Regions from separate parts of the Homo sapiens genome. Here region 1 is linked to region 2. A link is a loop called in an ENCODE intact Hi-C map of the cell type or tissue named here. Cell type or tissue: Caco-2. All regions are shown on one strand. Each heading gives the region's core, and the rest is flanking DNA. Links, peaks and the distances in the headings are about the cores only. Region 1 holds the start of LOC124901690 (a long non-coding RNA gene). Region 2 overlaps RUNDC3B (RUN domain containing 3B).

Evidence for each region. A loop is a pair of places that touch in the nucleus more often than their neighbours do. Peaks named below come from ENCODE experiments on the same cell type or tissue, not always from the same donor. Only the 100,000 strongest peaks of a DNase experiment are listed, where the experiment ranks them.
Region 1: it touches region 2 in a loop (11-fold over the local background); 2 of 110 quality-filtered maps call a loop at or near these places.

The regions. Positions count from the first base shown.
Region 1 is chr7:87,924,862-87,930,247 of GRCh38, forward strand. LOC124901690 (a long non-coding RNA gene) reads right to left here and starts at 1,871. Exons shown (of 2, transcript XR_007060414.1): 1 at 1,710-1,871. RefSeq lists enhancers at 1,789-2,248, 1,909-2,477. In Caco-2, for the core only: a CTCF peak has its summit at 2,268 (motif pointing left); DNase peaks (open chromatin) are centred at 1,860 and 2,220.
Region 2 is chr7:87,794,912-87,800,297 of GRCh38, forward strand. The region is part of intron 8 of RUNDC3B (RUN domain containing 3B); the gene reads left to right. Among named protein-coding and RNA genes, the nearest start is that of SLC25A40, 79 kb to the right of the region's middle. In Caco-2, for the core only: a CTCF peak has its summit at 3,135 (motif pointing right); no DNase peak of the experiment used is centred there.

The DNA.
Region 1 (5,386 bases), core at 70-5,069, 130 kb after region 2:
TTCACTGTTCTTTGATTAATATTCAGTTAATTCATAAATTTGACAGAATAATTTTACCCAACATTAAACACTCTATATATAACTGAGGAAAAAACTTTATAATTTATACTTGTTTTCTCAGATATATCAAGCACCTAACAAGTTAGACTTACAAATTTGACAAAAGATATCTTCTTAACCTCTGCTAACATGTGAATGTTTTTGTCCCCCTGCCTCCAAATTCCTATGTTGAGGCCCTAATGTGGTGGTATTTGAAGGTAGGGCCTTTGGAAAGTAATTAGGTCATGAGGGTCTAGCCTATATGATGGAATTAGTGTCTTTATAAGAATAGGGAGAGAACTAGCACTCTGGGCCATGTGAGAATACAGCAAGAAGGTTGCTGTCCACAAGCTAGGAGTTGGTCCTCACCAGATACTAGATTTGCCACGGCCTTCAATTTGTACTTCCCAGCCTCCAGAACTATAAGAAACAATGTTTATTGTTTAAGTAACTGAGTCTATGATATTTTTGACATGGTAGCCTGAGCTAAGACAGCCTCCTAAAGAAAAAAAAAACCTATTTTAATTTTTATTACATCAAGATGATGTGTTTGGCCTATGCAATTATTTTAAACATTTCAAACATCTTAAAAAATTAAAAATTAGAGTATATGTATAGCAGCACGATCATTATAAAATCTGATCAAGTTCATTTTCCAACGAAGAGAACTGAGTAAAGAATTTGGCTCCATCATATAGCAAAGGAAAGTGAAGAACTTTTCCAGGTCCTAGGGTTCTAATTCTCTTTGACTGTAACTATCACAGAACGTACTGCATTAAAGTCTGTTGTATACTACTGAAATCTTGTTCAGGCTACAATTTCCTGAACAATTCTTAACTGTTTCGCTCATTTTGAAGATTTGGGGAATTTTTTTTGTAATGACAGTAAGCTCAATGAAATTTATTTACCAAAAATATGATAGAATGTCCTCTTAGGCAAGAATTTAGGACAAGGAAGAAAAAAGTTCCTCTCTATTGTTTGCTTGTGAAACAATATCTAAGCTACGTCATTAATTCTGGACACCACACTTTAGCTGGGACATTGACACACTACAGTATATTTTGAGATCATATTGATGATGAAGGAACCTGAAGCCATGTCACATGAGGCAGGGGTTAAAAAGAAAATAGGGAATGAGTAAAACGCCTCCAAAGAGCATCATGTAGAAAATTTTTTGTTATGTTTTACCAAACCAGAATCAGGATCAAGGTGAAGGTTACACAAACCCAGATTTCAACCAGGGAGATATTGTGGAAAGAAACTCAGACCTGAAAGCAGGAGATTTAGGTCCTAGGGTACTTTATTACTCGCCATGGGGTCTGGGGGCAAGTCGTTTAAACTCTGGAACCCAGTGCTGTCTTTCCAATAGAACTTTTCTGCATGATAGAAATGTTCTACATCTTAGCTGTCCAATATAGTAGTTACTAGCTACAGGTTCGGCACTTGAAATGCAGCTAGTTTGGTTGAGGATCTGAATTTTAAATTAAATTAAATTAAATTAAAATAGCCACAAGTAGAATTCTGAGAGATTAGTATGGTGGATAGGAGACAGGACTAGCGTGTAGCTCCCGCTCAGACAGACACAACAGTGTGTGGAGACTCACATTGTGAACTTTTGCTCCAAGAACTACCACAGGAACATACCAGGAAAGCCAAGAGAATCCACAGACCTTTTGAAGGAACTGGATCACTGCTGCAGGCTCCCTGAGACACTGAAAAACTGTGAGTCCGCTTGCTTTCTCAACAGGGAGTCTTGTGGTCTGGGCAAGTTGTCAGCCCTGGTCACTGGCGGCCTGGAAATAGACAGTGCTGTTGTGGGGCCTGGTGGGAGTGAAACCAGCCTTTAGGACTGCAGGCTGTGTGGGAGCAGGGTGAGGTCTGTGATTGCTGGTTTTCCCCTACTTCCCCGGTGACCTGTATGACTCAGCAGAGGCAGCCAGAATCCCCCTGGTAATATAACTTTATGGACTGGGAACCACACCCCCAATACCCCACAGCAGCCACAGCAAGCCCCAACCAAGAAGAGACTGAGCTCAGACATGCCTATCCTTGCACCTACCTGGTGGTCTTTCTCTACCCTCCCTGGCAGCTAAAGACAAAGGTCATAATCTCTTGAGAGCATGATGGCCCTGCCCACTGCCTGTGAAACCTGAATACTTAACCAGGTGTCCCTAGGGCAAAGTTTGCATCTTCCCTGTAGGACTGCAGCTGATGTGCTCTTGAAAGCGCCACCTCCTGGCTCGAGGCCAACCAACACAAAACCAGTACACTAAACAAAAACACAACCAAGGACCCTCACAGGGTCCACTTCACTCCCCTGCTACCTCCACCAAAGCAAGTGCTGGTATCCATGGCTGCAAGACCTGAAGCTGGATCACATCACAGGACTCTTTGCAGACACTCCCCAGTACCAGCCTGGAGCCTGGGAGCTCTGCAGGGTGGCTAGACCCAGACGGACAAAAACAATCACTACAGTTCAGCTCTCAGGAAGCCCCATTCCTAGGGGAAGGGGGAGAACACCACATCAAGGGAGCACAGTGTGGGACAAAATATTCTGAACAGCAGCCCTTGAACCTAAGAGCTTCCCTCTGACATAGTCTGCCCAAATGAGAAGGACCAGGAAAACAATTCTGGTAATATGAAAAAACCAGGTTCTTTAACATTCCCAGAAAATCATACCAGCTCACCAGCAATGGATCCAAAATGAGATGAAATCTCTGAATTGACAGAAAGAGTTTAGAAGGATGATTATTAAGCTAATCAAGGAGGCATCTGAGAAAGGTGAAGTCCCACTTAAAGAAAAAAAAAAAAACATGATACAGGATATAAAGGAAAATTCTTCAGTGAAATAGCATAAATAAAAAATAATCACAACTTTTGGAAATCAAGGACACACTTAGAGAAATGCAAAATGCACTGGAATGTCTCATCAATAGAATCAAACAAGCAGAAGAAAGAACTTCAGAGCTTGAAGATAAGGCTTTCAAATTAACCCAATCCATCAAAGACAAAGAAAAAAGAATTTTAAAAAATGAGCAAAGACTCCAAGAAGTTTGGGACTATGTTAAATGTCCAAACTTAAGAATAATTGGTGTTCACAAGGAAGAAGAGAAATCTAAAAGCTTGGAAAATATATTTGAGGGAATAATCAATAAAAGTGTCCCTGGCCTTGCTAGAGATCTCGACATCCAAATACAAGAAGCTCAAAGAACATCTGGGAAACTCGTCACAAAAAGATAATTTCCTAGGCACATGGTCACCAGTTTATCTAAAGTCAAGATGAAGGAAAGAATCTTAAGAACTGAGGCAAAAGCATCAGGTAATATAAAGGAAAACCTATCAGATTAACAGCAGATTTCTCATCAGAAACCTTACAAGCTAGAAGGGACTGGGGTCCCATTTTTAGCCTTCTTAAAAAAAATTATCAGCCAGGCGTGGTGGCTCACGCCTGTAATCCCAGCACTTTGGGAGGCTGAGGTGGGTGGGTCATGAGGTCAGGAGTTCGAGACCAGCCTGACCAACATGGTGAAACCCCGTCTCTACTAAAAATACAAAAATTAGCCAGGCCTGGTGGCACGAGCCTGTAATCCCAGCTACTTGGGAGGCTGAGACAGGATAATCGCTTGAACCCGGGAGGCAGAGGTTGCAGGAGCCGAGATCATGCCATTGCACTCCAGCTGGGGCAACAGAGTGAGACTCCATCTCAAAAAAAAAAAAAATTATCAGCCAAGAATTTTGTATGCAGTGAAAGTAAGGCTTCATAAATGAAGGAAAGATATAGTCTTTTCCAGATAAACAAATGCTGAGAGAATTCGCTACTACCAAGACAGCACTACAAGAACTGCTAAAAGGAACTAAAATCTTGAACAAATCCTCAAAATACACCAAAATAGAACCTCCTTAAAGAATAAATCTCACAGGACCTATATAACAATAACACAATGAAAAATAACCGAAAGTATTCAAACAACAAATAACACAATGAATAGAATAGTACCTCGCATCTCAATACTAACATTGAATATAAATGGCCTAAATGCTCCACTTAAATGATACAGAATGGCAGAATGGATAATAATTCACCAAGTTTCTGCCATCTTCAAGAGACTCACCTAACACATAGGGACTCACATAAACTTAAGGTAAAGGGGTAGAAAAAGATATTCCATGCAAATGGACACCAAAAGCAAGCAGGAATAGCTATTCTTACATTGGACAAAACAAACTTTAAAGCAACAGCAGTTAAAAAAGACAAAGAGGAACACTATACAATGATAAAAGGACTAGTCCAACAGGAAAATATCACAATTCTAAATATGCACGCACCTAACACTGGTACTTCAAATTTATAAAACAATTACTACTAGACCTAAGAAACGAGATGGATGGCAACGCAATAATAGTGGGGGAATTTAATACTCCATTGACAGCACTAGACAGGTCATTAAGACAGAAAGTCAAAAAAGAAACAATAGACTTAAAGTATACCCTACAACAAATGGACTTAACGATTTTTACAGAACATTCTACCCAACAACTGCAGAATATACATTCTATTCATCATTACATAGAACATTCTCCAAGATAGACCTTATGATAGGCCACAAAATAAGTCTCAGTAAATTTAAGAAAATTGAAATTATATCAAGTACTCTCTCAGACCACAGTGGAATAAAATTGGAAATCAATCCAAAAGGAACCCTCAAAACCATGCAATAACATGAAAATTCAATAACCTGCTCCTGAATGATCATTGGGTCAACAATGAAATCAAGATGGAAATTTAAAAATTCTTTGAACTGAACAATAACAGTGACACAACCTATCAAAACCTCTAAGATACAGCAGAGGCAGTGCTAAGAGGAAAGGTCATAGCGTTAAATGCCTATATCAAAAAGTCCGAAAGAGTACAAATAGACAATCTAAGGTCACACCTCATGGAGCTGGAGAAACAAGAAAAATCTAAACCCAAACCCAGCAGAAGAAAAGAAATAACCAAGATCAGAGCAGAACTAAATGAAATTAAAACAAACAAACAAAAGTACAAAAGATTAATGAAACAAAAAGCTGGTTCTTTGGAAAGATAAATAAAATTGATAGACCGTTAGTGAGATTAACCAAGAAAAGAAGAGAGAAGATCCAAATAAGCTCAACTGGAAACGAAATGGGAGATATTACAACTGATAACACAGAAATACAAAGGATTATTGAGGCTGCTATAAACACCTTTATGTGCATAAACTAGAAAACCAAGAGGAGATGGATGGATAAATTTGTGGAAATATACAGTCCTTCAAGATTAAACCAGGAAGACATAGAATCTCTGAACAGACCAATAACAAACAAT
Region 2 (5,386 bases), core at 171-5,170:
TATCCGTATACTGAAGAATGAAACTAGACCTGTATCTCTCACCATATACAAAAATCAAATCAAAATCAGTCAAAGACTTAAATAACTAAGACCTCAAACTATGAAGCTACTACAGGAAAACTTTGAAGACACTTTCTAGGACATTGGTCTGGGCAAAAACTTCTTGAATAATAGTGTCCCACAAGCATAGGCAACCAAAGCAAAAATGGACAAATGAGATCACATCAAGTTAAAAAGCCTCTGCATAGCAAAGAAAACAATCAACAAAGTAAAGACACAACCCCACATAGTGGGAGAAAATATTTGCAAACTATCCATCTGACAAAGGATTAATAATCAGAATATAAGGAATTCAAACAACTCAATAGGAAAAAAATCAAATTATCTGATTAAAAAGTGGGCAAAAGATTTGAATTGATATTTCTCAAAAGAAGACAAACAAATGGCAAACAGGCATATGAAAAGGTGCTCAACATCACTGATCATCAGAGAAATGCAGATCAAAATTACAATGAGATATCATCTCACCCCAGTTAAAATGGCTTCTATCCAAAAGATAGGCAATAACAAATGCTGGCAAAGATGTGGAGTAAACTAAACCCTTGTACACTGTTGGTGGGAATGTAAATTAGTACAACCACTATGAAGAACAGTTTGGAGGTTCCTCAAGAAATTAAAAATAATGGCTGGGCATGGTGGCTCAAGCCTGTAATCCCAACACTTTAGGAGTCCAAGGCAAGTGGATCACCTGAGGTCAGGAGTTTGAGACCAGCCTGGCCAACACGGGGAAACCCCGTCTCTACTAAAAATACAAAAAAAAAAAAAAAAATAGCCAGGCATGGTGGCGGACGCCTGTAGTCCCAGCTACTCGGGAGGCTGAGGTAGGGAGAATTGCTTGAACTTGGGAGGTAGAGGTTGCAGTGAGCCAAGATCATGCCACTGCACTCCAGCCTGAGCGTCAAGAGTGAGACTTTGTCTACAAAACACTAAATAAATAAAAATAAATAATGTTACCCCATATGATCCAGCAATCCCACCCCTTGGTATATACCCAAAAGAAAGGCAATCAGTATATTGAAGAAATATCTACACTCCCAAGTTTTTGCATCATAATTTACAATAGCCAAGATTTGGAAGCAACCTAAGTGCCCATACACAGATGAATGGATAAAGAAAATGTGGTACTTATACATAATGGAGTACTATTCAGCCATAAAGAAGAATGAGATCCTGTTATTTGCAACAACTTGGGTGGAATTGGAGGTCACTGTGTTAAGTGAAATAAGCCAGGAAGAGAAAGAAAAATATTCCATGTTATCACATATTTTTGGTATATAAAAATCAAAACAATTGAACTAATGGACATAGGGAGTAGGAAGATGTTTATCAGAGCCTGGGAAGAGTAGTGAGGGGGGTTGGGGATGGAAGTAGGGATGGTTAATGGGTACAATAAAAATAATTAGAATGAATAAGACCTAGTATTTGATAGTACAACAGATTATAGTCAATAATAATCTTATTTTATATTTAAAAATAACTAAAAGTAAAATCGGATTGCTGGTAACATAAAGGATAAAAGTTTAAGGGGATGGCCCTACTCTTCATGATGTGATTATTACACAATGTGTGCTTGTATCAAAATGTCTCATGTACGACATAAAAACATAACATCTACTCTGTACCAACAAAAACTTTAAAAAGAAAGAAATTCTGGAGGCCAGAAGGCAGTGGGCAAATTTTTCAATGTGCTAAAAGAAAAAAACTGTCAACCATGTTTCATATAGCCAGCAAAACTGCCCTTCAAAAATAAGAGAGACGTTAAGGTGTTCCCGGATAAATATAAGCTGAAGACATTCATTACTACTAGACCTGCCTTGCAAGAGGGAGTCCTGCAAGGTAAAATTAAAGAACACCAGACAGTAATTTAAAGCTGTATGAAGAAATAAATGTATCAGTAAGGATATACCATGGATAATTATAAAATCTTGTAGTATTGTGACAATGGTTCGTAACTCAACTTTTGTTTTCTCTTAAGAGACTAATACATTTAATGAAAACAATTATTAGTCTAAAAGCTAATTTGGTTTGTAACCACATTTTGTTTTCTACATAATTTATGGGACTAATGTGTTTAAAAGTAATATTAGTTTATGTTTGGGGGCACAAAGTGTATAAAGATGTAATTTTGTGACAGTAACGGAAAAGTTTGGGGACATAGCTGTAAAGGAGCAGAGTTTAAAGAATATAAAATATGAATAACTTTATATATAGACTGCATCATAAAATAATATCCTGAATAGATTTGGTTAAATAAGTACATTATTAAAATTTCTGTTTCTCTTTAATGTGGGTACTAGAAAATTAAACTTTTAAAGTCGTTTCTGATGGGTTTCTGGGTGTTTCTGATGGGCAGTCAGGGCTGAGAACTGCTGCTCTATGGGGCTGGGTTAAATTTAAGTTTAAATTTTTTTAGCAGGAGTATTTTATAGATGATGCTGTGGACTTCACATTGTATCATATTTGAAGCACACTGGTTGTCCCACTTTTAGTGATTATAAGATCAGGCAGTGGATTCAGGTGGTGGCAGCCTAGTTTCTCCTATGGAAAAGTTCCTGTCAGCCTTTCACTTAATGGCTTAATTGGGTGAGCATTGCCTAAAGCAGTTGATTAATTAGGGTTTGTAATGGGTGATTTCCCAGCTGTTAGTCATTTCATACTTATTGTCTGGAATTAACTATAAAGAAGAACTTTCCCTCGTCAGTTAGGGTTTTTTGGTGGTTGCCCTGAAATTCAGTTCTTATGGAATATTGTTAAGTTTTAGAGTAAGACACTGATGTCCTACCTCTTTTTAATAGTTTCTAATGACATGATGATTTTTGTTTCTTATTTTTCCTCCTTTTATTATTTTGAACTCGTTACAGTTAGAATTCTTTTGCGATGCGAATTAACTTACATAAGATTTATAAATAAAGGGATGATGTCAATGTAGCAAGGAAATCCCTTGATTCATAGGTTAATGTGTCTCAACAAGTGACAGCAGCTGAATCAAAATACACGAATACAGTCAAATACTACAAGCCACCAACAGATGGCATTCTCTCATTGTACATTATCACCTTGCATTCCACTGGTTTCATTTAACTAAGAGTTGGAGGTGCTTGCTCTCTATTTACTCCATCTTTGTGCATTTTTCCCTTGCCTTCATGGCAAGCCTCAACCCCAGCATCCTCAACCCTTCCTTACTCTTCTGTCAAAGGCTTTCAGTTTGTTGTTGTTAAAATCCAGATTTATTGCAATATTTCTTTTCTATATAGGAATTTAACAAACCTTTTAAATTGAGTTTGTAATTTTATTAGGATTGTTATTGTTTTCCTCTGTGTTCTAGTTAGAAAGATGATTAGGTTTTGAATTGTCATCTTCTGATCCTGACCTCCCCATAGGTCACCCATTTTCTGTATGATATTACAAAACACTTCTTGTTTGTTTTGTTTGTTCCTGCATTATAGTAGAAATGTTTTTATTGTGCTTCTATCACTTACATTTCTTTTTATTTTTGATGCTCAAATTGCCCCATTTTTGTCTAACTGAGGCTCCTTCATGTTGAATCTTGTGTCCTTCTAATATGAACCATTTGTTTTTGATAACTCTTACTTTCTAGCACAAGATATCTCAAGCTCATCTTGTATATTTAGTGCCCCACACCTGCATCATTCACTCCTCTAAGGAGCCAGGGTTTATTTTACATTTTAAAATGGGGCAAATAATGAGTCACTTGATTTTTTTTAAGTTCTAAATTACTCATTAATGTCTCTTTCTTCTTAAAGGATAGTGTCAAGTTCTAAAGTGCAGCCAGGGTTGAAAACCATTGCCACTTTCAGAGACTTGTTTAGATTTAGGTTTAACTTTTTGGGCAAGAATATTTCATTGGTAAATAGGTAAATAGCATAATTTTTGGACATCTGTCTCCTTTTAAGGTTGCTTCTTTCAGTATGTTTTCTTTAAAGGGAAATAATTGTAAAGTTATATAAAGTAAATCTTTATCCCATGACTATGTCTAAAGTTAAAAAAGAAAATAACACGAATGAAGAACATTGTAATATTAATTATGAAGAAGTTAGGATATTCACAAGCCATATACATGTTTTCCAATTCCAGGAAGCTTTAAATGAATAAAGAAGAAGAAATTCTCATTACTCCTCTTGGTATTAAATTGCTTTTGTAACTTCTCTGATATTGTTTTATTAACAGATATTTATTGAGAAAGTATGGTGAGTCAGGCCCAGTTCTAGGCGCTGGTGATTCAAGAATGAATTAAACATATAGTTCCTACCCTTATAGAGTTTATGTTGAGTAGAGGGCAAGGACCAACAATAAACAGATAGCATCTGTCAGATACCTCTTCCAAAGTAGTAAAGAGAAGCTGGAGGTAGGCAGTTCTGTTTTCCTGCTTTTCCTAAGGGAGTCAGGGGTTAGAGTATATGTAACACCTTTATCTTTGGTGACTTTCCCTTTCTTTGACCTTCAGTAATTGCTACCTAGGTATTCTTTCCATTAACATAAAATTCTATATTACTATAGTTATTTTCATGAAGATTGATAGCCTATGATTTTCTCAGTGTGCCGTGTCACAAATAGTACTGGAGCACATTTAAGTACTCACAACCAATACTGGAGTACATCTTAAGAATTACACAAGGCCAGGCGCGGTGGTTCATGCCTGTAATCGCAGCACTTTGGGAGGCTGAGGTGGGTGGATCACGAGGTCAAGAGATCAAGACCATCCTGGCCAACATGTTGAAAGCCCGTCTCTACTAAAAGTACAAAAATTAGCTGGGCATGGTGGCGTGTGCCTGTAGTCCCAGCTACTCAGGAGGCTGAGGCAAGAGATCACTTGAACCTGGAAGGCGGAGGTTGCAGTGAGCCAAGATCGTGCCACTGCACTCCAGCCTGGGTGACAGAGCGAGACTCCGTCTCAAAAAAAAAAAAAAAAAAAAAGAATCACTCAAATCAGACAGTAAGTGGTAAGTGGAAAATTACAACAATTTGCTATATTGCTGATGCTAGTAATTTTTCTAGCATCAGAATTGCTCACTCACACTTTCAAAACTTTCCTCATAGCCCAAGGGCTTTAAATATATTATCTTATCAAAATTAAAAATTACTTCAAGTCATGGACCTTTGGAGTTGCATTGGAATATTTGGAACCACAGATGTTACATCCTTAGATTTCAGGGGTTAGATCCTTATAAATGTCCAACAGCTGAAAGTATAACCACATCATGAGCATTGGCACAGCATCTGGGGTGAGGAAGAAGCAAAGTAGAGGGGAGAGGATAACCTTCAAGCCTGGAGCCACAAGAAAAAGAATCAAATAAATGAACAAGAG